Linked DNA regions of Mus musculus: regions 2, 3, 4 and 5 are each linked to region 1. The links are chromatin loops, found by intact Hi-C in ENCODE. Cell type or tissue: left cerebral cortex. All regions are shown on one strand.

Evidence for each region. A loop is a pair of places that touch in the nucleus more often than their neighbours do. Peaks named below come from ENCODE experiments on the same cell type or tissue, not always from the same donor. Only the 100,000 strongest peaks of a DNase experiment are listed, where the experiment ranks them.
Region 2: it touches region 1 in a loop (5-fold over the local background); 26 of 42 quality-filtered maps call a loop at or near these places.
Region 3: a loop joins it to region 1, with 4 times the contacts of the local background. A loop is called at or near these places in 29 of 42 quality-filtered maps.
Region 4: a loop joins it to region 1, with 6 times the contacts of the local background. A loop is called at or near these places in 2 of 42 quality-filtered maps.
Region 5: it touches region 1 in a loop (3-fold over the local background); 9 of 42 quality-filtered maps call a loop at or near these places.

Annotation. Positions count from the first base shown.
Region 1 is chr5:36,944,012-36,949,011 of GRCm38, forward strand. It overlaps Ppp2r2c (protein phosphatase 2, regulatory subunit B, gamma), which reads left to right. Exons shown (of 9, transcript NM_172994.3): 7 at 3,057-3,226. Gm52813 (a long non-coding RNA gene) reads left to right here. Exons shown (of 2, transcript XR_003955899.1): 2 at 1-865. Among named protein-coding and RNA genes, the nearest start is that of Gm52813, 6.2 kb to the left of the region's middle. In left cerebral cortex, CTCF peaks have their summits at 469 and 2,658 (motif pointing right); DNase peaks (open chromatin) are centred at 695, 1,594, 2,425 and 2,649; H3K27ac peaks cover 2,662 bases.
Region 2 is chr5:36,999,416-37,004,415 of GRCm38, forward strand. No RefSeq gene overlaps it. Among named protein-coding and RNA genes, the nearest start is that of Wfs1, 13 kb to the left of the region's middle. In left cerebral cortex, a CTCF peak has its summit at 2,752 (motif pointing left); a DNase peak (open chromatin) is centred at 2,760.
Region 3 is chr5:37,107,355-37,112,354 of GRCm38, forward strand. The region is part of intron 7 of Jakmip1 (janus kinase and microtubule interacting protein 1); the gene reads left to right. Among named protein-coding and RNA genes, the nearest start is that of Jakmip1, 25 kb to the left of the region's middle. In left cerebral cortex, a CTCF peak has its summit at 2,321 (motif pointing left); DNase peaks (open chromatin) are centred at 360, 1,650 and 2,326; H3K27ac peaks cover 737 bases.
Region 4 is chr5:36,865,390-36,870,389 of GRCm38, forward strand. Ppp2r2c (protein phosphatase 2, regulatory subunit B, gamma) reads left to right here and starts at 3,121. Exons shown (of 9, transcript NM_172994.3): 1 at 3,121-3,501. The coding sequence starts at 3,432. Gm52812 (a long non-coding RNA gene) reads right to left here and starts at 2,464. Exons shown (of 2, transcript XR_003955898.1): 1 at 2,215-2,464; 2 at 1-1,041. In left cerebral cortex, no CTCF peak of the experiment used is centred here; DNase peaks (open chromatin) are centred at 2,359, 3,079, 3,476, 4,044 and 2 more places; H3K4me3 peaks cover 3,088 bases; H3K27ac peaks cover 2,823 bases.
Region 5 is chr5:36,840,226-36,845,225 of GRCm38, forward strand. No RefSeq gene overlaps it. Among named protein-coding and RNA genes, the nearest start is that of Man2b2, 12 kb to the left of the region's middle. In left cerebral cortex, no CTCF peak of the experiment used is centred here; DNase peaks (open chromatin) are centred at 1,663, 2,925 and 4,487; H3K27ac peaks cover 3,061 bases.

The DNA of each region.
Region 1 (5,000 bases):
GTAGATCATAACTAAAATAATCCATTTATTCTAATCTACATTCTGCTACATGGCTGGCTACCTGTGCACAGGTACCACCTTCCTGAGCAAATCTCCCACCCTGCCTCTATCCCAGAATCCTCTCTGCCTTCCGATGTCCCACCTTCTATTCTACCCTTTCCTACAGGCCATAGGTTTTTAAATTGACAGGTGATGCATCCGTACAATGCACAAGCTATTTTCTCCTAAGAATCTACATGCATGGTCCACAACCCCGCCCCAGATAGAGCCCTTGTCGTCTCCAATGAGTAGGGTCTCCACTGTCCAAATTTCTGTCAGCATTCTTGTCTTCCAAGCTCCCACCAGTATAGCTTAAGCTCTGCCTACAGCATTCAAGGCTGTTCTGCCTCAAACCTCCAGACTCCTCCGTATTTCTCCTTTGAATCTGTTCTAAAGGCCTGAAAGACTAGTGGTCAGGCTTATCACAGCAGCACCCCCACTCTCTGGTACCAATTTTTTCTGAATTGTATATGTGTCATGTTTCTGTAATAAAAGCAACTTAAGGGAGAGAAGGTTAGTTTTGGCTCATGGTTCAAGGTTGCCGTCCATCATGGCAGGGAGCATGACACCAGGAACTTGAGATACGGGACTGTTTTACACCTGCACTCAGACAGCAGAGACTTGAGGGCTGCTGGTCAGCTTGCTTTCTCCTTTTTCTGCAGCTCAGGATTCAAGCTCAGAGAATGGTGCCACCCACTTTTAGGGCGTGTCTTCCAGTCTCAGCTAACCTAATGAAGATATCTCCCAGAAGCTAACCCAAGCAGCCAGTTTCTTACAAGTGTGTCATGCTGAGAGTATTAACCATTACAGTGCTTCATACACGTTTTCTATTGGAGTTAAGTCTATAATTTAGATTTTTCTGGAATTTTTTTCTCCGCCTCTAAATAGCCTGTGTAGAACCAGTCCCTACCTGCTTGCCTCCCGACCCCAGACCAGATGGAACCCTAGCCAGGAGCATGCTTGCTAAGCACTCTGACACCAACCATGCCCTCTGCTATGACATCTTATGCTTTGATGTGCTGCTACACAGGCCACTGCCTCTGTCATTGGCCATGTGTGGCTCAACCACAGTATGCATTCTTGGCTGTCATGAGGTTCCCAGGGCCAGAGCCTGTGATGTTCCTCATCAGCCATGATCGTTATTCCAGCTGCACTTGTGTAAAAAGCCTGCAGCTTTCACTAGTCCTTTGCCTCCCACTCCTCTGTTTGAAAAAGCCAGGGTGTGGCTGTCAGAGACTCCCCCAGGGCCCCGCCCACAGCATCCTTTCCTAATAAGATGACACTGCAACTTCCTTCTCACCGAATAAGAAGCACAGTGGAGTCCTGTGTGCGCTCATGCCTGCACTGAGCAGGGGAGGAGGCTGAGGGTCAAAGGAGTACAGTAGTTCCTTAGACCTGTCTGAACCAGACAGGGCTCGGGTGTACTGGCTCTCCTGTATTCCCAGCCGTGGCTTCAGCTCTCCCACAAACACTAGAAATGCAGGTTGTTGTCTGCTAGGCATTGTGGCAGGGTAACCATAGAAACAGCCATTCACGACTCCTCAAAATAGACAGTGATTTCTGCTTTTGATAGCAGAGTCTGCAAGACGTGCTAACAGCTGCTGAGCTGTTCAAGGCTAGCAAACCATTCACTCCTCAGAGTCTCCCAAGATGGAGCCATGAGCGCTCCTTTCTTGGCATTTTGCTCTTCCTCAGCCTCCTCACCATGTTGCCCTGGAGCCTCAAGAGAGCACTCTTCTCTTGGACTTAAAACAACATGTGTGCTTTGAGCAGTTGTGGGGGCTGGAGATCTACTCAGGGTGTGGCCAGGGCTAACTATGATGGAGGCTTTAGGAGCAGCTGTTGCCCTGTCCTTCCCAGCTGCTAAAGCTACCACACCTTGGCTACCACAGCCCCTAGACAGCCAGCACAAATCCCCATCCTGTCCCAAGGTTCTTCATACCAGTGTGGCGGGAAGAGGCCTCTCTGACAGTAAGCTTGGGAGTGAGGCTCAGAGCTTCCCCAGATAAGCTCTTTGTGGGCTTCAGTATAAGGGATAGTGTGGCAGAGAAGATGGAGGGCTCTGAGACTCAGAAATGGGGGCCAGAGCATGTCAGTTCTTCATGGGCCACAACTCAGGACACATTTCACTTTGTCTCTTGGGGATTGGTTGTGTGAGGCTGAGCATGGAATGAACACTCAGTGAGCATTATTGAATCCAGTTTATTAGCCCTTTTATCTCTGCTGGCCTGGGCCACTATTGGGGGCTTTATATGCCCAGAGAGGAAAGATCTGTCCAGAGCCTCTTGGGAGCTGTGGCCAACCCTCTTCTTCCAATGAGGCAATGGGCGGGGCTGTCACTCAATGGTTTCTTGTGGTTGGCTCTACTGAGATGCTTAGGTGGTAACTGACTGCTAGCACCCCCCACTTCCCCTCCCCCCAACTTCCCACAGAGCTCAGGGAGTTAATGCCAGCCCAAAGCAGTTCTAGCCACTGGGGTGTGATTAGCCACAGGTGTCCAATGCACATTCACAAAAGCAGCTCCTGGCCCGAAGACGCAGGACCCGTTAGTACCAGAACCACATCAGGGTCTGGCCTAGAAGATGCTTTCAGGCTTGTGTTCTGAACTGCCAGTAGGGGGCAGCAGAGAGTGTGCAGCAAGCGTAGCTCTGAGATCTGCTTGTGGATTCACTCTCAGTCTTGAGTTTTCTTGTGTATTCAATGGGGGTAATTAGGCTACCACCCCGAAGGTTTTATTAGGGGATTAAGTGAAGTCATTCACAGCACTTCAGTAAATAATCAATTAACACAGTTCCCACAAGGGAGCCCTTCCATGAGCTGGCTTTTCCTCTTTAGAGGGTCCTTAGAGCCCAGGGTTTTGGTAGGTGTTTAGGGAAAGGTTTGATGAATGAATGAATGAATGAATGAATGAATGAATGAATGAATGAATGAATGAATAACGGTACAGATGAATACAGCCAGCTCTGGTTCTGACTGGTCAGGACAGCCAATGACAGCTGCAGATTCTTTCTCCACAGTCTTTGAAGAGCCCGAGGACCCCAGCAACCGCTCCTTCTTTTCAGAGATCATCTCCTCGGTGTCCGACGTGAAGTTCAGCCACAGTGGGCGCTACATGCTCACGAGGGATTACCTCACGGTCAAGGTCTGGGACCTGAACATGGAGGCGAGGCCCATAGAGACCTACCAGGTGTGTATAGAATTCTGGCATCCTCAGGGCCCTCTGCATGGTGTGAGATCTCCCAGGATGCCCCCTCCTCCTTCCTTGTACTGACAACCCACAGGGCTGCCTAGCCACAGGGGCTTTCTGTGGTTGCAGTGTAGATGAAACTGCAGAGAGCCTTTGGGGTAGCTGAGGGGCCTCTGCCTGGGGCTGTCATCTGCATCTAGAGCCCCAGCTTCTGGGGATGGAGGGGAGGAAGGAATAAAGGTCTGTAGTCAGGCCTGAAGTTGGGGTGCAGATGTAACCCCCAGCATCCACAGCCTTACCGGTAAGTAGGTAAGCATGACCCCCGTCATAAACCTCTGTGTGTGAATTGTATTCAGTGGTAGCGTGGAAGATGTTTCTAGATCTTCGGGGTGGTTTTTTTGGAGCCAGTGTTCAGGGTGGACCCCTGAGCACTTCTGGGGAAACTTTATTCATCCTCCCGCCAGACCTCTTGGTGGAGCACAAAGACAAAGCTGGTTTGCTATTAAAATATCAGATGTGCAGCGCAGCTTGTAGGTGTTTGGCGAGGGGGCAGGGCAGGGCTTTTGGGAGACAGCTGCATCTGTGCTGAACCCTAAAGGTGGTCTAGAATTTGGATTGGCAGAAACAGGTTCCGCCATGCCACAAGACACCCCAGCCCTACCCACAGGGCTGTGTCTGTGTGTCAACACACACGTGCCTATCACCTATTCTGTCCTGCTCCAGCAAAGAAGGCGCCGACTACCGGTTCTGCAGACAGGGACACTGGGAAGCTGGAGAGTGACAGAAGAGTCTGAGCTCAGTGGTGGCAGTCCCAAAGCTCACCGCTGCTTGCTGCCCTGCCCTGCTCTGCCCAAACCTGAGGTGTTGTGTCCAGGAGGCAAAGCTTCAGGATGGAGCTCCTACAAGTCCCGTGCTCCCAGCACATCTCCTTGCTGACCTGACGACCCCTCTGTTAGCAGTGGGCAGGGCCTGTGGCTCGCCACTTCTCCAGGTTCTAGCCTGTATATTCTGAGCAGAGACAGACCCTCTTGTGTTCCTCTGAATTGAGGCAGGAAACAACCTCCAAGCTGTGAGGTGACTGGGTCTCTGCTTTCCCAGGGCCCTGGGCTCATCACAACACTGTGGTCATTATTTTAGGGAGGGGTGAGTGTGAAGCCTCTGGGCTTCTCAAAGCCTGTGAGGCCTCAGTGGAATGGCAGCATAACTATTTGGGGAGGGGGATCAAGAGTTGGGACTTTCTGTAAGATTTCTGTAAGCTGTCCTAAGGTATCCTAAAGATTCCAAAATAACAATAATAATGACTACAACTGCCCGTGTCTTTGGGGGTTGACTTTGTGTCCCAGAAATTGTTTGTAGTGAGACTGTGCTTAGCCATCTTGCAGTACTTGGCAGGCGAGAGCTGTTTCCTGCCATCAAAAGGACTCTTGAGGGGCGGGAGAGAAAGCACCATGGTTAAGAGCACTGGCTGCTCTTCCAGAGGACCCAGGTTCAATTCCCAGCACCCACCTGCAGCTCACTGCTGTCTGTAACTCCAGCTCCAGCGGGTTTGACACCTTTACACAGATACACATAGAGGCAAAACACCAGTGCACATAAAATAAAAGTAAATAATTTTAAAAGGAGGAGCCTTTGAGTAGGCTTACAGGAGTGGGATGATCCCAAGACATTATCATCATCCTCAGCCCATGGTTCCTGAAGATACTGGTCCCTAGCCATGGAGCATCCTCAGGGCAGGCCCAGCAAGCCTGTTCTTCCTCTGCAGCTGAAGCGTTTC
Region 2 (5,000 bases), 55 kb after region 1:
GATTGTTAGTTTTTTTTTAATGTTGATCTTAGCATCCACTTTACTGAGTATGTTTATCAGGTCTAAGGGTTTTCTGATGTAGTCTCTAGACTATTAGATTTTAAATTTTAAAAGTGTGTGTGTGTGTGTGTAGAAGGACACAGGCTCCCATGTTTACAGATAACAATAGAGAAACCAGAATGGTTAAACATTCGAGCATTTTTTTCTTTAGTGGAAGGGATGTGCACATCTGTTTTCTGTCCAGAAGACTGGGAGGGACGTTGTTTACTGACCTGGTGATCTTTTACTATCTGTAGATCCAGGTCTCACCTGAATAGCCCATTCTCCCATGCACTTTGCAGAAGAGCTTCTCTATTGTGCTTATCCCAAACCCTTCCTCCTCAGACTGTTTCTCAGACCGTAGAACCCACGCTTGTGAAAGGGGTCACAGGTACTTTGTAAAGGATACATGCTTGGCAAAGGAGTTTCAATGTAGTTACTCCCTAAGCTTTCTTGTGATTGTGACAAGGAAATCTTTTTCTGTGGTCGAATTGTAGCCATTTGTTCTTTTCTGTGTCCGCCCCCATTCCTGAATAATGAATGACACAAAGGCTTATTTATTTATCAATTAATGCCTAGATCTTAAACTAGGCTTGTTCTGCAACTAGCTTGGAACTTAATTAACCCATTTATAGTATTCTGTGCCTGCCACGTGGCTGGTTATCTCTCCTCAGTTTCATACTGAAAGACCCACAACGTGAGGAATCCCCCACGTTCTGACTCAGGAGAGGCAACACCCCAAATCACTCACGAGAAACGGTCTTGATGCAAACCGCAAGTGGATTTTTATTTCAAGAGCTCTTGGGCCCACAGTCATGCACCCTGTGCATCCCACAGGGATAGAGGACCGTGGTGACCCATGTAGCTGGGAGAAGGGTATTTAAGGGAAGAAACCACAAAGAAAGGGGAAGCTGAGTAAGTACCATAAGAATGGGGGTGATGACTTATAGCTCATCTCTGGCGGAGGGGTTACAGGCTATCTTTGGCAAACATTCCTGGTCCCTTACACAATGAGTCAGGCACCTGAGTGGGTCACCCAGTGGTCATCGGCTTCTCAGGCTGCCAGGTAAGAGAACAAAGAGCTTCATGCTGGCTTTGCGTCTAGGGGTCTGGGAAACATATTGAGTTGGGGTCTTACAATACGTCCGATTTCCTTCGCATCTCGGTGGCAAATCTCATGTGCCTGACTTTCCCAGCATTCCACTCTCTCTGCCGGATGTCTCACCTTCTATTCTCTCCTTCTTTGCTCAAGGCTGTTCAGCGTTTTATTGACAGGTGATGCTCTTACACAGTGTGTAAGAGTTTATCCCTACATGTCTGTGCTTAAATATGTCAAAAATATAACTTCAGAAGTTTGAATCAGCTAAGTCGTCCTGAACCAGTTTCCTCTTGCTTCTCGCGGTTCGCTTCTCTGCTGCCAGGAGAGCTTTCATGGACTCCCACAAACAGGCTTGGTGGCCAGCGCCTTTCCCCACACTCATTTCTCATACACCTGGTTTTGCAAAACCATCAAATAAATGGCTTCGCTTTCACCACTCTAAATCTCCATCATTCCTAACTCTCCTTATGAATGAAGATTGTCATTTCTTACAATGAGCCCGTCACGTGGCCTTTGCACCTGCTGTTCCTGCCTGGATGCTGTTCCCTAAGCCCATGCAGCTGTCCCCAAAGTTCATGTTTCTGACACATGAGTCACCTCCTGAGGTTTTCCTTGATCACCACACAGGGCCCTGCCTGTCCTCTTAACAACCCTGCTGGGTGCCACAGACTCACTCATAGGATGCCGGACTTTCACAAGAGCAGGAGCCGAGCACTTCCGGTTTTCCTCTGCTGGCAAGGCCCAGAGCACTGCGCTGGCAGCTGCTCCTGGGAGAGTTCGTGAGTGCCGACAGCCGGAGTCCAGGGGCCTGAGGGAAGCACCAGCACCCAGTGCTGCTCCTAGCTTTTAGACAATTGGGTTCCTTTCCTTGCTCTACCAGTGATGGGCTCGTGGAGACTAAGGGTATAGCTGTTTCCTTCCCTGGGCCTCAGTTCCTCCATCTTTGAAAGGTTTCCTGCTTCATTCTATGCTTCCCTACGGAGGCTCCGAGTCTGCGTAGCAAGAAAACCAAAGAACTGTTTGCCTCTGGGTTTTTGGAAACCTTTTCTCCTAGGTGGGACAGACCCCCCATTTCAGCAAGCTTCAGGTCTCCTAGAGCAGACCACAGGCAAGACGAATGTCCTGTTTGTGGACATAAGGGTGTGGAGCCTGCTTTCATTTCCTTGGAAAGTTCTGGGGCCCAGCATGGAAGACTCCAGAAAAATGATCCCAGTCTGAGCCTCAGCTTTGAAACTAGAGGGGTCCTGGAAATCTTGCAGTGCGAATGCCTATATATCATGCACTGAGATACTCAGCCCAGACATAGACAGGACTTGGCTTCAGCAGAAATAGCACAAATATCTGGGGTTCAAGGTCTGAGGCCCTGTGCTTAGCATGTTGGCCTGTGCCCTAGGGTTCCATAGTGGGAACCAGCCTCTTACTTTTAATTGATATACTCACATGCTCATTACAAGGACTTTTCTAATGAAACACCATTTTATTTTATTTTAACCTTTGGAAGTGGATAGAGGCTCCTGTGCTGGGGTCTAGGTGGAAAAGTATCTGTTTTAAATTTCTTTTTCCCAGCTAGTCTGGGAAACCTTTTATCTAACACCTAGCTCTGGTGCCCCCCAGTGGCCATATTGCAAACAGCACTAGGTGAAGCTAAATTTTCTGAGCAATGGACTCAGGTTAAGTTCTTCTCTTGCTTAGGGCTTCATGTCCTCTGGGAGTGTTGGTAGGACACAGGTGCATCTCAGCAGTCCTGGGCAAGCTTGAGAGTCTGCGTTTGTAACAAGCATCCAGTCAAGCTTATGTAGGTGCTGGGGCAGAGAGCCCATCAGAGCTGGGAGGAAGGCTGCTGACGCAGGCAAGAGCAACTTTTCCGCCTCTTGTCAGAGGAAGGCCACAGCTGAGATTCCCCTAGGGCATATGCTGGGGAGGACTAACTCCAAGCTGGGGCTCCCCAATCCACACCAACACATAGCAGACTCTTTAGGGAAAAAAGTCTGGGTTGAGGCTACCACAGCCCTGAGTTACAGTGCACAGAGCTTAAGGAGTATGAGGGGCCCACTAAAAAACAGCACACGCCACTTGTTCAGAGGGCAAGAGGCTGCTTGCAAGGGCACAGAATAGGATACTCTTTTTTATTTTTTATTTGTTGTTTTTTGTTTGTTTGTTTTGTTTGGTTGGTTGGTTTTGGTTTTTTTTTGAGACAGGGCTTCTCTCTGTAGTCCTGGCTGTCCTGGCACTTACTTTGTAGACCAAGTTGGCCTTGAACTCAGAAATCTGCCTGCCTCTGCCTCCCAAGTGCTGGGATTAAAGGCGTGCGCCACCACTGCCTGGTTAGGACACTCTTCCCTTTAAATTTGATTACTTATAGACTGTGAGGGGACAATATTGAGGATGGCTGACAGCCTGTCTTAGCGTTTCTATTGCTTAGACGAGATACCATGACCACAGCAACTCTCATATTAAAAAAAAACAACAACAAACAAACCACTAACTGGGGCTGGCTTATAATTTAGAGGTTTAGTCCAGTATCATCATGGTGGGCAGCATGGTAGCATGCAGGCAGACATAGTGCTGGAGAGGAACTGAGAGTTCTACATCTGGATGGGCAAGCAGCAGGAAGAGAGTGACACTGGGCCAGGCTTGAGCACCTTACACCTCAAAGCCCACCCCCAGTGACATACTTCTTCCAACAATGTCATACCTACTTCATCAAAATAGTGTCACTTTCTACAGGTCTATGGGGGGACATTTATTTAAACCACCACACAGCATAAGCATGTAACTATGTCCTAGTTTTCTTTCCTGTTGCTGTGATAAAGAACATGACCAAAAGCAACCCTGAAAGGAAAGGGTTTAGTTCATCTTAACACTTCCAGGTCACAACCTATCACTGAGGGAAGTCAGGGCAGAACCTCAAGCAGGAACCTGGAGGCAGGAACTGAAGCAGAGACCATGAAGAAATGGTGCTTACTGGCTTGTTCCCCTTGGCTTGCTCCACTTGCTTTTGAACACAGCCCAGGGACCACTTGCCCAGGGGTGACATCACACACGGTTGACTGGGCTCTCTTCATCAATCACTAATCATGAAAATGCCCTTAGAGACTTACCTATATGCAGTTATGGAGGTGTTTTCTCAATTGAGTTTCCCTCCTCCCAGATGACCCGAGCTGGAGTCACATTGATGAAAAAAATCTAGTCAGCACAAACTGAAAGCACAGCTCTCTGAGAAATCATACTAATGTATGACATACCAAATGGCCTTTCCCCTGTCTGGTTCCATCTGTGTTTGGGTGCACCTGTGTGTGCACACATGTTGAGGATTGAGCTCGATGCTGGGAATAATTCTCTGTTGCTTTTCCAAGCCTTATTCGTGAGGCAGGGACTTTCAATCAAACTTAAAACTCTCGTAATCTTTCTAGCCAGCTTTCTCTGGGGCTCCCCGTGTCCTCTCTCCAAGACTAGAAATCCAGACAAGCTGCTACACCTGCCAACAATGTTGTGGGCTCTGAGGGTCCCAACTCAGATTCTTGCTCCTCTGTGGCAAGCATACAGCCTCTGAGCCCTTGCCCAGCCCCAATGCTTTATCCATGTGACATTGGAGTGTCAGGGTTTTCCAGATGACCTTTGAGCAAATTGACTTACAAGGCTGTTGATCTTGTCAACCTGGTGAGATCAGGACCTAATGGAGAGACACAATTCTGGGCATATCTGTGAGGCTGCTTAAGAGAAGATCAACTAGCTGGGCAATGGTGGTACTCGCCTTTAATCCCAGCACTCGGGAGGCAGAGGCAGGCAGTTCGAGGTCAGCCTGGTCTACAAAGTGAGTTACAGGACAGCCAGGGCTACACAGAGAAACCTCGTCTCGAAA
Region 3 (5,000 bases), 160 kb after region 1:
GAGGGTCACAGGGCCAGCCACAGGCCCAGAGACTGTGTGACACAGCTGTGTGTTGGCTGTCTCAAGGCTACATACATTGTGGCACAGTAATGTGACCCAGATATGGTAATTTATTCATGGAACACTTACTAATGAAATTCTGTGTTTGGACCTTGGGTTATGTGCATCCAAAATTTAAAAAAAAAAAAAAAAACATAGATACTCAGGCCTTCTGAGGGATTTGAAGGACACTCAGCCTCATTTTATGCCTCCTAACTGTGTGTTACGGGATCTCAGGCGCTTTGTTGAGAGGTGTGGAATGGAGTCCTTTTTGTAACATGTGACTGCTGTCTCCCAGAGGCTGTCTGGGTGTGCCATCAGGAGAGAGCAGAGCTGGGTGGGGAGACTTAGAGGTCCCCGGGGAGGCTTAGAAGAAGCTGTGGTTTGAATGTCAGCCCCCCTGGCCACCTGTCTGAGATGGATCTCTGCTCCTTCCTGAACTGGCACCTGGCAGCTTCGTCTTCTGACAGAGATGGTTAGAGAAGTGCTTCTGGGTAAGAAAAACTGCGAAGGTATGACAGCAGATGGCCAAAGACGTACTCCCTGGTGGAGTCAGAGTGGCAGCAGGGGGTGGTGGGGACAACCCTTATCTGGCCCAGAACACCTAATCTGGCCCAGTTGGCACAAGGTAGGCTGATGGCGTCAAGCATTCCACTGTTTAAAGGGAAGCATAAGCCTTCACCTCAGAGTGGTGGAGAACGCCTGTGTCCCCAGCACTGGACAAGAGGAAATGGGAAGATGAGAGTTCAAAACTAGCCCTCTGGCTAATTGGTGAGTTTGAGGCTGGCCTGGGCTATATGAGGCTCTGCGTCAATAAGCCAAGAGATGAGAGAGGGGCAGATCCTTACATGTTATTTCCCTAGGACTGGCTGAACAAAAATGGGTCCCTTGGAATGACAGGAAGTTAGTGTCTTATAATTTGTGAGACCAGAAGCCTGGCCTCAAGGTGCTGGTGAGGCCAGGTCTCTTCCCTCAGGCGTCTCGTCCGGAGGGCCCCCTTTTCCATTTCCTCCAGCTCTGGGGTGTTCCAGTGATAGTGGCCGTTCCTTGCACTACTCCAGTCCACTGCTGGGTCACACTGTCATCTTTAGGGACACCGGATGTACTGGGTTCAGAGCCTATAGTGCCTCAGTATGAGGCGCTTCTTCAGGACCTCTTGCATAGTTATCTTTGCATTGACCAAATAAATAAATACATACATACATACATACATACATACATACATTCTGCAGCAGCACAGTCAGGAAGGACTTCAGCATATCTTTTGAGGGGACACAATTTAGTCATAATACCTTTATATAAAACCCAAGGATTTTTAATGTGGATGTAAATGTCAGAATGCAGAGCGTGTAAAATGTGTCTCTGAGCCATCTCTGCCCCGCCCCGCCCCCTCCCCGGGTAGCCAGTCTGAGTTCAGTCTGTGAGTCTGAGCTCATGGTTGCTTGGATTAATTAGTGGTCACCCCACTATCTCAATTCATCCTCAGAGCCACCCTGGCTCTTCCAGTTACGGGAGACAGAGATGTAGAGATGAGGATGAGCCAGTGGGCAGATGGGGTCGAGCCTCGGACTCACTGTCTCCAGCAGGCTGAGCTGAGTCAGGGGCAGGTCTTTGTGTGCTGATCTTAGATGCTCAGAAGGCTGTGTATGATGCTGCACGCCTTTAATCCCAGCACTCTGGTGGCAGAGGGAGGTAGTTTGAGACCAAGTTGGTCTCCACGTATAACAAGTTTCAAGCCACCTCAGTCAGGGCTTCCTAGTAAGACCTTCTCCAAAACAAAACAAAACAAAACAACAAACAACCTCAAAACTAACCAACCAAACAGGAAAAAAACCCGGACAAGTAGGAGGTCCAGCATAGCTGTTTGCATTCACAGACCTATTGACACCCACCTTAAAAAAGCTGGGGAATAGCAAGTGATGTCCCCATGGCTTGTCCCCAGGGTGGGCCAGAGTCTGTCCTACATTCACCTGGCACTTAGAATGTTTACTGCCACGTAATCTGCTGAATGTGTGGGCCATACACTTGTTCAGCGCTGCAGGCTTGCTCACTCCCTCCTGTGGTTAGGAGGATCGCTGCAGTACCCCCACACGATAGCCTTCAGCTGATTCCAGTAACTGTGTTTAGTGACTGTACAATTATTTGCCTGCCCTTTCCCCTTCTGGGGAGGGGGGAGTGGCATTTTGCTCTGGTGGTAAATGTCACTGAAGTAAAGTCACTTTGAGCAGAAAGTCTGGCTGGTTCTGGCTGGTACCATCTCCGTGGTTGCAACATGGGCCTGATGGGGAGAAAGCGCCCCCTGCTGCCAGAAGAAGGTTGTGACATCTGCAAACAGTGCTTGTGAGACAGGAGTTAAACTACTGAGGGTAGGTAGATGGTTGGTTCACACTGCACATGTGTGGCATGAAACAATCCATAATTAAAGGTTACCAAGAAACCTGTTGTGAGGTAAGATTACTTCAAGCCTACGTGGCCTGTGAAGCCTTAGTCCCAAACCCTAGTTTTGAAACTTAAAATGTTCTCAGTATCAAATAAAAAAAAATTCAGGTTTTGGATTCTGGATTAGTGATACTTAACTGATAAAGTCTATTTAAAAAGAATCCTGCCACTCAGAAAAACTCAGCAGTTGTAAGTACTTGTGCTTCCAATCGTCCCAGATAGGGGCACTCGGCCTGTCTTCCACTGGTCCTGATCTCTGAATCTGCTGATTGGGAGAGACATTAACAGCACAGCACGCCAGCAGTGGGGGAGGGGGGTGCGTGGGGGGGGGTGCATCTGTCTCCAAAGAGTGCCTGGCACCGAGCAGGGGGCTGACTGACTAGGTGCACAGCCTCTCCCGAGAAGTACGTTTGCAGGACATTGCCTACCTCAGAGACGCAGGGGTGTGTGCGTACGTTAGTGCCAACCCTAGAAGGTCGGGTGTGGGAAAGCTGTACGGATTCTGTTTTCTTAAAGGTAGGATTGCTTATAGCCCAAGTTGGCCTTGACCTCCATGTGTAGTTGAGGCTCCTCCGGCCCCACTTCCTGAGTGGTGGGGTTCCTGGCGTGCTCCACCAAGCCCTGTTTTATGTAGTGTTGGAGGCTGATCCAAGGCCTTTGTGCCTGCTAGGTTAGCCCTTCAGCAGTTGATCTGCATCCCCAGCCCATGGGAAGTGGCTTCCCTCTTACTGTTTCCTGGGCCACCAGCATCTCTTTTTCTCCAGATTCGTGTAGGCTGGCTTTCATCCCAGGATCCTGCTTTTTAGCCCAGCCCTGTGCAGACCGGGTGGACAGGCGGCTTTGCAGCTTTGGGCTTGAGCATGATTGTACTCTTCCGTGCCCCATTGGTGCCCTTCAGGCCTGGTGCATCCTGGTCTCCTCCCACGGCTGAAGTACTGATGGTTTCTTTGTCTTTCCCTATAAGTGCCCCTCCCCCCTTTTACTCTGTATGGTGTATATCCTAGGACCATGTCAGGTCTCCAGCTTCACAGACCATTTGAATGAATTCATTGACACTTACAAAACTTTTCAGAAGCCTCCCAGATCCATCCCTGCTCTTGACTCCTGACACCTAGACCCTAGGGAAGCCTCTAGACTCTGAGGACTCTTGTATTAGTTAACTCTCGTTACCATGGAGACCAGGTGTCTGCCAGAAACAACTTTAGGGAGGAAGGGCTTGGGTAGGCTTACAGCCTCTGACGGCACTGTCAATCATGCTGAGTTCGTTGATTCTGGGTCCCTCCTGAGCCAACACATCATGGGAGCAGGAGCACGTGGCACGAGCTGCTCATGTGCTGCACAGGAAGCAGAGGAAAGGCATACAGGAAGGGATCAGGGCAGATACAGTCCCAGAGACACTCCCTCAGTGACCCGCTTCCTCCAGCCAGGCCCCACCTCCAAGTTTCTACCACCTCTCCACCACTACTCAAAACCTGAAGCCATCTGATGGCTGTAGTCTGATAGTCTCTGGAGGTACACATGACTCTTTTTTTCCTGGGTGTTTATATCAGTCCATTCAGGTGGACAGTAAGATTGACCATCATACACCCTGATGCACAGGTAATGGAGACAGGGCAGTGTCCCCAGTGGTGGTCCTCATATTTAAGTGGTCTCCACAGTCCTAAGGACTTAGTGTCACTCTGGGCTTCCCAGGAGCGCCTTCTCCCACCATGGGATTCCCTCTGGGGCAAGACTATGCTGACTCTCTGTGCCTCCTGCTAGTTTAGGCCAGGCTAACATCAGTTCCTAGTGAGAGGTACAGGGGAAACCCTAGTTGATTTCTTGGGCCCTGTCCTGGAGTCTAGGGACCTTTCTCTGCAGGGGTCTGGCAGCAAGGAGGCCTCAATATGGGACAATGAACCGGACTGCAGGCTGTCAGTAGCTGCTATTCCATAGCCATGTGAATTGAACTCTAGCAGAGCTCTGAGCACATGGGTGATGGGGATCTTGGGTGTAGCTGAGAGACTGAGGCCTGGAATGTTGAGCAGTCAGCCCCAGCACAAACTCTGAGGCCTGAGACAAGGGCATAAGCTCCTAGAACCTGCTTCCTGGTTCTCAAAACGAAATCACATTCAGACCAGGAGATCATACTGGAGACCTGGTTCTGTGGCTGACCATAGTTGGTAATCAAGAAATGATTGTGCCTCCTTCCTCCCCTCTTTGTCTTAGAACCTTAGCCTTGCTGCATGTTCTAGTTTGCTTTCTATTGCTGTAGTAAACGCCATGACTATGGGAGGAAGGACCTTGATTCAGTTTACGGGTTACAGTCCGTCATCGAGGGTGGTCAGCACAGAAACTGGAGGCAGGAATCTGAGCAGAAACTGAAGCAGAGACCAGAGGGGGCTTTTAGCTACTGGCCTTCTCTCTGGCTTATGCTCAGCTAGCCTTCTACAACACAGGACCTGCTCAAGGGTGGCAGTGCCCAGAGTAGGCTGGGCCCCTCCCACATTAGTCACCACGAGAGTTCTTCACAGACGTGGCTA
Region 4 (5,000 bases), 79 kb before region 1:
CTAGCTCTATCTCCCCTCCTGTCAGAGGGGCCAGTTACAGAAGAGAGGACATATCAAGTCTAATTGATTTATGATTGCCCACTGGGGACATATAACCTTTGTGCACATTGGTCACCTTGGATCACTATGACAAAATGCCATAGATTGGGTCCCTCAAGCAACAGAAATGTATATTTCTCACAGCTGGAGGGCATAGTCCAAGATCAAGTCCAAGATGGAAATTCTGTGAAGAGCGCTTTCTTCTTGGTTTGGAGGTAGCCTATGTCTCTCACCTAGTGCCCTGAGACCTAAAAGGCCATAGGTGAGAGGAGCTAAGCAAACTCTTCTGTCTTTTCTTGTAAAGCTACTATCCACATCACAGATCCTAACCCCTCCTGGAGGCCTGCCTCTGGGAACCAGGCCTCAGGATTAGGGACACAGCCTGGCCCTCTGGATGTCAGAAGGAACACAGGAAACACTCATTGATCAGTGACACACACACACACACACTGGACAGTTTCTTAGGAGGAGCCACTGGAGAGTTGTGGCAGTGACCGAGGAGGGAGGAAGAGAGGGCATCCGTGTGGATTCTCCTAGCATGGGCCATGTGGAGGCTGGAGCTCAAGGGGATGTGGAATGGAGGTTACTCTTAAATGTGGAGATGGAGGCTCAGATGGACCTTGGCAGGCACATCTCTAGCTTAGTGTCAGCTGTCTCTTCATCATCATGACCCATTGAAGCAAGGTCTGCCCTGCTATGGGGACATGTTTGCCCAGTAGGGGCACAGTGGCATTCATGGTGAAATGCAGGAAGGCAGAAGTCTGTGGAGAGAGTATGCGGGGCTCATGCTTCTTCCAGGGGCAGCGATGGACATGCACAGGAGTAAAAGAGAGGCAATGGGTTCCGTGCTGAGGGCTACAGGTGTTCGGTCAGACTGAGAGTCAGGGAGTGTTGTAGTGGACCATCCTTCAAGCTAAGCTCGCCCACCATCAGGAGGCCAGCTTGGCCTGCTCGCTCTCAAAGCATCATCCCTCCAGGGCTGCTTGACTGATGACTTTCCTCCTGGAATGAAGGGTGGGAGAGTTCTAGGACCCTCCCCCGTGTATCCAACTGCCACTCCCAATTGGCTATATTCAATTCTACTCCAGTTTTGTATGGCTTAAAGGGAAGGGGGCTTCTCAGGGAAAGGCTAGAGTATATAGGTAAGGTAGGACTAAGGAATGGGTCTCCACCATCTCTGCTGGGTGCAGACCTTCCAGTGTGGTTGCTTTAAGGTCATCCATACCCCTCACTCGTTGCTCGACGAGCAAGCCTAATACATGCAATGGTTCTCGGGTGAACGTTGGTGGACTCCAGCTTTTTGTCATTGGGTCCTTGTGGGGTAGGATGGGAATGTTGCCTAATCCCCCCAGGGCAAAAATTCTCCCAGCACTGAGCCAGTGCTGGTGAGCCCTGAGGAAAATAGGATATTGCAGGTGCAGAAGGGCTGATGACAGCTTGCAATCCATGGGATCTGGGATCCTCAGCACAGCTCAGAGCCACGACTGCGGCATTCGGTCACGGCAGGCTGTCTTCTGTGTGGTCCAGGGCATTCAGGCAAGTAAAGGTAGCCAGACAGACAAGAGCATGGATGTGGGTATCCCTTCAAGACCAGGGATGGGACACAGGGAGGGTGCTGCTCATCAGATAGTAAGAGGAGGAGAGGCTGCAGAGGGGCATGCTGGGTAAGGATGTGAGGTGGGTAAGCAGAGCAGGTGTTAGGAAGGGAGAACGTGCCAGGGCAGGGGGAGACCATGTAGTTGCCATTCACCTTCCCTTGGGGAGTGAGCTTGTTTGGGTGTTTTGTCCCTGAATCTAAACCCAGGTAGGGAAGTAGGTAATGGTGGCCTGCTCCGTGATAGAGAAGTCCAGGCTGGGGCAAGCTCCAGATCTCAGGGGGTTTAGCCTTCCTCTGCTCCCTCCCCAGACTCCCTGCAGGACTCTGGGGTTACTTGCTACTCCTTGCAGTCCTCAGTAGGCCTTTCTGTGGAATCAGCCCTAGCTCTGGAAGCCCTCATTCTCCAGCAGGAAACCAGAGTCCCTTTAACCCACCCTCTCCCTTCCAACATCCTCTGGACTGTACTGGGGAGGTGCCTGGGGCCCCCAAGGCTAGCTCTGAAGTGGGAGCAGCCTCGGTACCCCCTCTCCCCAAGCTGTGCCTAACGCCTTGAATTCTGGGCTACTCTCCCTGCTTACCTCATTGCCTAGCCTCTCCCAAAGGAGGCTGAAGCTGCACTCCTGTCGCTGCAGAACGTTCTGAGAACCCAGGAAGGTGGAGGATCAACACTCCCAAGGCCCATGCTCCAAACTCCTCAAGGTAGGAGTCAGTAGAAGGGGGTGGCTGCTTGGTTAAAGAGGTGAGCACACCCCGCTCCCGCTGCAGCTGCCCCGCCTCCCTCTGCCTGGCTCATGTGGGATGCTGGAAGTACCTGGATGAGTATGGGAGGAAGGGAGGAAAAGGGGGAGGAACAGAAGAAGGAAGCAAGGAGATATGTACTGAAAAGGAAGAAAAGGGAGGGGGAGCAAGGAAGTACTGAAAGGTGAGGGAGGGAAGGAAGAGGAAAAGGGAGAGGAAGAAAGGAGAACTAGAAGGGAGGAAGATGAGAGGCAGGGAGGAAGCCCTTCCTTGGCAGAGAGGCTCTAAGGAGCAAACACAGCCAAACAGCCTCTGTGCTCCCATACAGGTGCCTGAATAGAAACGTGGACAGGACAGAGGGTAACTCACCCCCAGACGAATTATCCAGCTCTGCCTTATGGGGTGCTGACCTTCTGTCCCCAAAGGCGTTCTGGGTGGGGCGCCCTCCCTCTGCCCCCGCAATTGTCAGAAAAACCCCGTCTTTTCCTTAATAAAGGGCCGCGATATCCTCGCGCTCCCGACACCCCTAAGTCTCTCCTCCAACCGCCTTGTCCCTTATTGCAACACCTGGCCACCAAGGTGGCCTCAACTCTAGATAGGTGTCCCTGGTTCCGGAGGTGACCGCTGTGGCGGGGCTCGGCTCATCAGCTCCACCTGCGCGGTGGCTGCACGGCCGGGGGCGGAGAGGCGTGCAGCGGAGGGAGGGGCCTGCGACACGGCCCCGCCACGGCGCAGCCCGGCTCAGCGCCGCGCGCGTCCCCTCGCCGCCGCCACCGCCAGGCGCCCGGACGCAGCGCGAACGGAGCGGCCGGGATGCGCGCCCGAGCCCCGGCCCGCCCCACGCTGCGGCCGCCGCCTGCCCGCCTTACGCTCGCCTGAGCGCGGCGCCCGCCCGCCCATCCCCGACCACCCGACCGCGATGCCCGCCCTCCCGGGCCCCGGCGGCCCGAGACCCTGCTAGGCTGCGGCGGCATGGCCCGCGCGCCCGGCGCGACCTCTGTGGATTGCATCGGTGTGCGGCGGCGGGGCATGCCCAGGGCACCGGGCGCGGCCTTCAATGGGCGAGGACACGGACACGCGGAAAATTAACCACAGCTTCCTGCGGGACCACAGCTATGTGACAGAAGGTAACGTACGTGTTGTCTGAGACCCCCTCCGGCCGGCCGCGGCGTGGGGATGCCGTCGCACCGAATGCCCTCCGAAGGTTTGGACCGCGCGCTGTGTGTCGTGTCCCCCCCCACCCCCACCCCGACCCCGGGCCGGGAGGGAGGGAACCCGGGGGCTTCGGCCGCTGCCCAGCGCCCTCCTCCGTGCTGCCCTCGGGACCGCATCTGTCCTTCCCCCGCCGGGTGGCATTGGATCGGGCCCTGACTATCATTTACAAAGCCCAAGGCTGCAGCAGATCTGGCGTGGAAATCTCCAGGACCTGGAAAGGCTTAAAAATCCTTCATTTGCCCTTTCAGCGGGGCCAAAGCTCGCAGAAATTTCTAGATTGCCCACTCCCTGGAGAGGGACCCAGGAGGGAAAAATTCCATTGCCAGATCCTCTAGGGTTCAGCTGCCCTGGCACCTCCCTGGCCTCCTGAGGCAGTTCCCCTGCGTGGGAGGGGGAAGGAGGCTCGTAGGAGCTACTGTTTTATTCCTAGGTAGTGCTACTCAGACAGGAGCTGGGCCAGACCTTCATGGTTTTCCGGAAAAGTGGGGCATCCTACCTCAAACAGGTTCTGCGTTTAAAACCCCCTAAGTTGGCCCTGTGCGTCAGCCCCCACCAAAGGCTGGTGGGATTCAGAGGATCAGTGTCCTTTGCTAATGTGACGGTAACTTCCGGAGTCCCCAGGCCCTGACTGGCCACAGGAACGGTGGGGACAGCTCCAGAGCTCAGCCAGGGGCCGCAGAAGTGAATAGGCTGCAGTGAGGGAGTACCAGACCTAGCCACAGTAGCCCGCCTGCACACGGGTGCTGGTGAGCTTCCCGGGCAGCGTAGGCGCCTCTTTCCCGGGGCTGTGGGCCTAGTTGGGAGGGTGTCCATGGTTTAAGCAGGTGGCTGACCCGGTGGGAGGGGCCCTGGCGCTGAGTCCCGGGGGCTGGCGCGCGTGGGTGCCTGCTCCAAGGATCCTGCGTGGGCATGGCCTCCCCAGTGCCGAGCTCCGCCGGAAATGAGGCGGGCGCGGCGACTCCCGGCGGGCGCGCGGACCCCGGAGGCAGAGGCTAGGTGTGCGACCCGGGCGTGCGGATGCTGATGCTGAGAGCTGGGCTCCGCGCGCCGAGGAGAACCGCTGAGTCACGCGTTGCCGCGGGGTGTGCGGGGAGAGGGGGCAGGGCTGCCAGGCCCGGACTGGGTGGCGGCGCTGCCCTAACGGGGCTTTGGGAGGCTCCTGGCGCAGAACTCAGCCCTTTGTCGCCCGCTAGGTGATGCGGAGGAGGGTCGCGCTTCGTGAAGATGATTATCTGCTCACAGCCTGCCTAACCGAGAAAGCAGCCTGCGTGGCTGGTCCGCAGATGGGCTTCTTGGCAGGGAGTCGTGTGCAGGGCTAGTGTTGCTCTGGCTTTCCTGGGGAAAGCCTCAGTTTCCTCATCTGCACACTGGGAACGATCCAGCGGGCCTCAGAGCTTTTGTGTACCAATCA
Region 5 (5,000 bases), 100 kb before region 1:
CAACAGTGCAGGCCCCCTCCAGCCTGACTGAATGCTACCCATAACACTTTGTCACTTCCTTCTAGAGGTGTCCCTGAGCAATGCAACCTGCATGTCACCCTGCTGTGGTTAAACAGTGTCACCCCCAAATGGTGCTGCACCGCCTCACTCCTAACACCCACAAGTGAGTCATACTTTAGGCTTAAGATCTTTGTAGACGTGGTCAGGTATTTCCAGCCTTTATGCTACTTTTTGAGACAAGGTCTCACTAAGTTGTCTAGTCAAGCCTTGAACTTTCGATCCTCCTGCCTCTTGAAACAGTTGAGATTGTAGGCCTGGCCCACCATGATGGCTGGTAAATGTGTCTGTTTTTCTTTAGTAAAGATTGATTTTAATCTCTTATTTATGTGTCTGTGTGTCATATGAGTATATACCACAGGTATGCAGTGTTAAGGCCTTGATAGAATATTAAGGCCTAGGTAAAATGTTACCTGGCTAGCCTGCCATTATAAGGACACTTTCTCACATGTTTCTGCAGTTACTAGGAAACTTCCTAATGCCAAGTTGATTACATATTCTGTTATGCTTTGTGCCCTTGGAAACTGATCAAGATAGCAATCCCACAGTAAGCTTGAACCTGAACCAACCACCCAGCAGCACTTCCTGCATCTGTGTATAAGCTTTTAGCATATTTGCTTTTATAAGTTGCCCCTGGGAGCTTATAAACATACGAGATATAAGAAACTATTTAAAATAAGACTTCCATTTTGAGTAATGGTTGAGTAAAGTTTAAGTTCCCAAGACCTCCTTGGGAACTGACATCCTACTTGGCAGAAAGAGGCATGTATGTGAGTAACTGACATCCTGGTTGTCAAGTTAAAACATGGATATTAGACAAGGCGTGTCCCCTGCCACAGTTGAATACCCCAACCATTGGGAGCAGGATAAGTGTACAACAAAGACACGTTCCTAAGGAAATCCCCCTACTCCTAAATCCTGATTGGTGGAAAAACTTGGCACAGATGTTTATAGATCTTAGGCTTGAAAAGCTCTGTATGATCTTAACTCGGGGTCACGGTTCAGTTCTTGAATCTGGACTGTGGCTCTGGTAGGTCAGTCTTGGGGCGTATGCCCAACAAACTGGCCTTGTCTGACTGAGATTGGTGAGGGTTTAGGTTTATGAGGTGGTTCCTGGACCCCAACATGCAGTTAGTTCCTGAATAGGCCAGAAGAAAGCGCCACTGTGCTTGGAACTGGTATTCCATGCAAGTGGTTGTGAGTTGCCTGCTGTGGGTGCTGGGAACTGAACTCCAGTCTTTGGCAAAAAAACAGCAAGTGCTCTTAACTGCTGAGTTCTCTCTCCAGCCTGCAATAAATACTGCTTTAATTAGATAAAATACCAAACCTTCCACTTGGTTCATTCAGCAGATGAAATTAAACCTCTTACCATCATAGGTTCAGAGAATCGAGAAGATTAATTGCAGGATATTTTCCACCTGCTACTTAGATAGATAGGACAAGAATAATTCCGTTATAACAGGCTTTGCATTTCCTGAAAAGACAGAAAAGAAATGTGAAAAGCAGGAAAAGGAGGGTTTTCCTTACATAAAGTAAACCCAGGGCTTGTTCATGTGGCTGCTTTTATATTTCTAAGCTGCCTGGTCTGAGAGGCCTGTTTTCCACACCCCATCTGTATTTGAATATTTTTAGCATGTCTCAGAACCAGTGTTGATTTAATTTACTGTCACCAGGGATTTGTGAAATATTTTCCTTAGTTGTTTTTTTTTTAACCAAGGCAATTCATTCCAGAGGCTAGTGGGTGGTACCTTCAGGGAGGGGGCTTCCTATATGGGACATGACCCCAAGTCAAAGTAGGAAGAAAGGGGTTGGAATGCCCTCCTGGCCTTCCTACCTGCCCTAACATCCACTCCAGGGCTCCCAAGGGGTACTCTGTATTCCTCTTGTCTGAAGCTGCATCACAGACAGAATGCAGCTGGGAACCCTGGTATGGCAGGATTCCCTGAGAAGTGGGTTCTGTCTGGTCCACCCTCAGGTCTGACCTCTCTTTATGTTCATGCATGAAAGACATATCCTTTTCAGCCTTCAGGAAGGGTGTTAGCGTTCTGTCTAAGCTCTGCCCCACAGGCAACAGCCAGGTATGCCTGACTCAGTATAAAAGGAGCTGCTTGTCCCCTGCTCTCTCTCTCTTGCTCTCACTCCATCCTCTAGTCCCTTTCCCTCTCTCCCTATTCCCCCCCTCTTCACGTGCTCATGGCCAGCCTCTACTCTTCTACTCTCTCTTTCTCTCTGCCTTTCTCTGTCTTTACTACCCTCTCAACTCCCCTCCCCATGCCCTGAATAAACTCTATTCTATACTATATCATACTGTGGCTGGTCCCTCAGGGGGAAGGTATACCTCAGCGTGGGCCCACAGAGGCACCCCCTCACCCCACACCTGACTGCACATCCATCAAACATATTCCTTCTCTTTTATAAAACACAACAAAGAAAGTGCCTATCTGGGTCTAGCCGCCTGGATCTAGCTGCTCTACTCAGCTTCTCTGTTGAGGCCAGTAGCCAGCCTACTTGCAGATACAGACTCATCTCTCAAGAGATGGCCCTCTGTTCACTCCCTCCCCTTCCCCCCTTCCAGGCTTCAGGCCTGTGATAGCTGGTTTTTAATTGTTCAAGTTGCCATAGCCTAGAATCACCAGGAAAGAGACTCTCAATGAATTGTCTAGATCTGGTTGGCTGGTGGGCATGTCTGTGATGGATTGTCTTGATTGTTAACAGTTATGGGAAGACCCAGCCCACTGGGGGTGGCACCATTCCCTTAACTTGGTGATCTAGACTATGTAAGAGAGGAGGAAACTAGCTGTTCAAAAACAAGCAAGAGAGTATTCATTTCTCTCTGCTCTGGACTGTGGGTGTGAGGTGCCTAGCTGACGTTCCTGCCTTGACAAGTTCCTGCCCAACAAGGAACTGCAACTTGAAACTGTGAGCTAAATAAACCCTTCCTTCCCTAACTTTATTTTTGGAGGGTGGTGGTGATGGGCATGGTGTTTTTATCATAGGGACAGAGACGAAAGTAGGACAGGTTCTTCTGTGCCTCAGTTTAGAGCCCACATAACCTTTTCTAAGTCTTAACAATGGCTCTTCACAGGTAAAACCACAGACTCCTAGCCACCCGTTATTCTTCATAGCTAGTATGGTGGTTTGAATGAGAATGGCCTTCAAAGGAGCATATATATTTCAGTTGGCAGAAATGTTTTGGAAGGATTAGGAGGCGTGGCCTTGTTGGAGGAAGTATGTCATTTTGGGTGAGGTTTCAAAAGCCCACACCAGACTGAGTCTCTGTCTGTCTGTCTGTCTGTGCCTCCTGCTTGGATCAGGTGTAAGCTCGCTCTCAGTTGCTGCTCCAGTGCTGTGCCTGCCTACTGCCGTGACGGTCATGGACTCACCCTCTGACACTGTAGGCAAGCCACGAAATACTTTCATTTATAAGGTGCCTTGGTCATGGAGTCTCTTCTCAGCCATAGCTGTACAATATAAAACAATGAGACAGTCCCCAGCCATGAGGTGCCTCGACTCCCCAGGGAGGACACTGCTTGGTTTACCCTTGAGCATCTGTGTCTTCAGTAGCAGCCCTTGAATAAATTCACTGTGCCCGTTTCCTAGGCCCACCCTCTTAGCATTCTTGATTCTGAATTTCTCTGTTCATCAGGAGATTGCTGGTCCACTTTGTGCCAGTCCCTGTGCTGAGTTCTGGAGCCTCAAACACTCATCTTTACAGCCACCAGTCATGGCTTGATGAGGTCTGGATCCCGCGTGTCTTCCACTCTAGAGCCCAACATCTCCCAAGGCTCAGGTGCATCAAGAGGCCAAAGCACTGACCAGCGCATGACTCTTCAGTGTCCCATACCACCAGGGCCTTGACTCTCCCACTCTAGAGTAGGCCAGCTTTCCTCCCGGGGATGATCACAGCATTTCGTCTCCACTGTGGATCTGTAGTATGTAGGCCAGTGCCAGCAATATCTGGGAAGGGACACATGACCGAGTGTCACAGGGTTAATGGCAGGAGCACACATGTGCCCTAAGTGCTCAGGGGTAGGAGCTCTTGATTCCTAAGCCAAACCCGAGGACAGGGCTGGATCACTCTTGGCAGGGGTGGGGTCTTTGTAAGCCTTGGTAGAGGAAGAGATGAGACTTGGCCACGCTGGTGTTCCTGATACAGATGGGGCTCATGTGCTTGTGTACCTCTTGCCCATCCACTGTGTCACTTTCAGAGAAGCTCCCAGGCCCCATGGTAATTACTTTCTCTGTTCCCAGGACCAGCCAATTACATTTTATGGCAGCCCCTGGGCAGACAAGGCACAGAGGCCCAAGCCCAGCATTCTGGGCCCTGTGCAAAAAGAGGCGCAGAGTCTGAGCGTTTGTCAGAAAATAGCATCTGGACCGCTGAATAATTTATAGCTCACTATCCCAGCTTTAAAAAGCCTCCTTCGCAACGACTATTCCTCCTCCAGAGTTGCATAGACAAGTCCTGCTCATCTGGGAGCAGCAGGGAAGAGCACTGCCGTCTTCTCTATTGACGTCTGCCCCCAACACGCAGGGATGTGCGTGCGTGCCTGTGGTTGACTGTGGTTAATGTGGCCATTTTGCCAGCATCAGCTTTTGTCACCATTAAACCCAGCTCCCCCAGGGCCCCGCAGAATTAGAGATGATTTCCTAAATTAGAGCAATTTATCCTGTGTCTGGGATTCTGAAACTTTCACCCTGGGGTGTCCTGAGAATGTGTGCTGTGCAGGCCCTTAGGCTATTTGTCATTGGTGGGCGGGCGCAGAGGCTTGCTTCCAGCACACCTTTTCAGAGGCTGAAACACACCTCGTCTTAGCTGGAGTTTCTACAGCTGTGATGAGACACCACAACCATGCCCAACTTGAGGGGAGAAAGGGCTTCGTGTGCTCACAGCTCCATATCATAGTCCACCATTAAAGGAAGTCAGAGCAGGATTCAAAAAG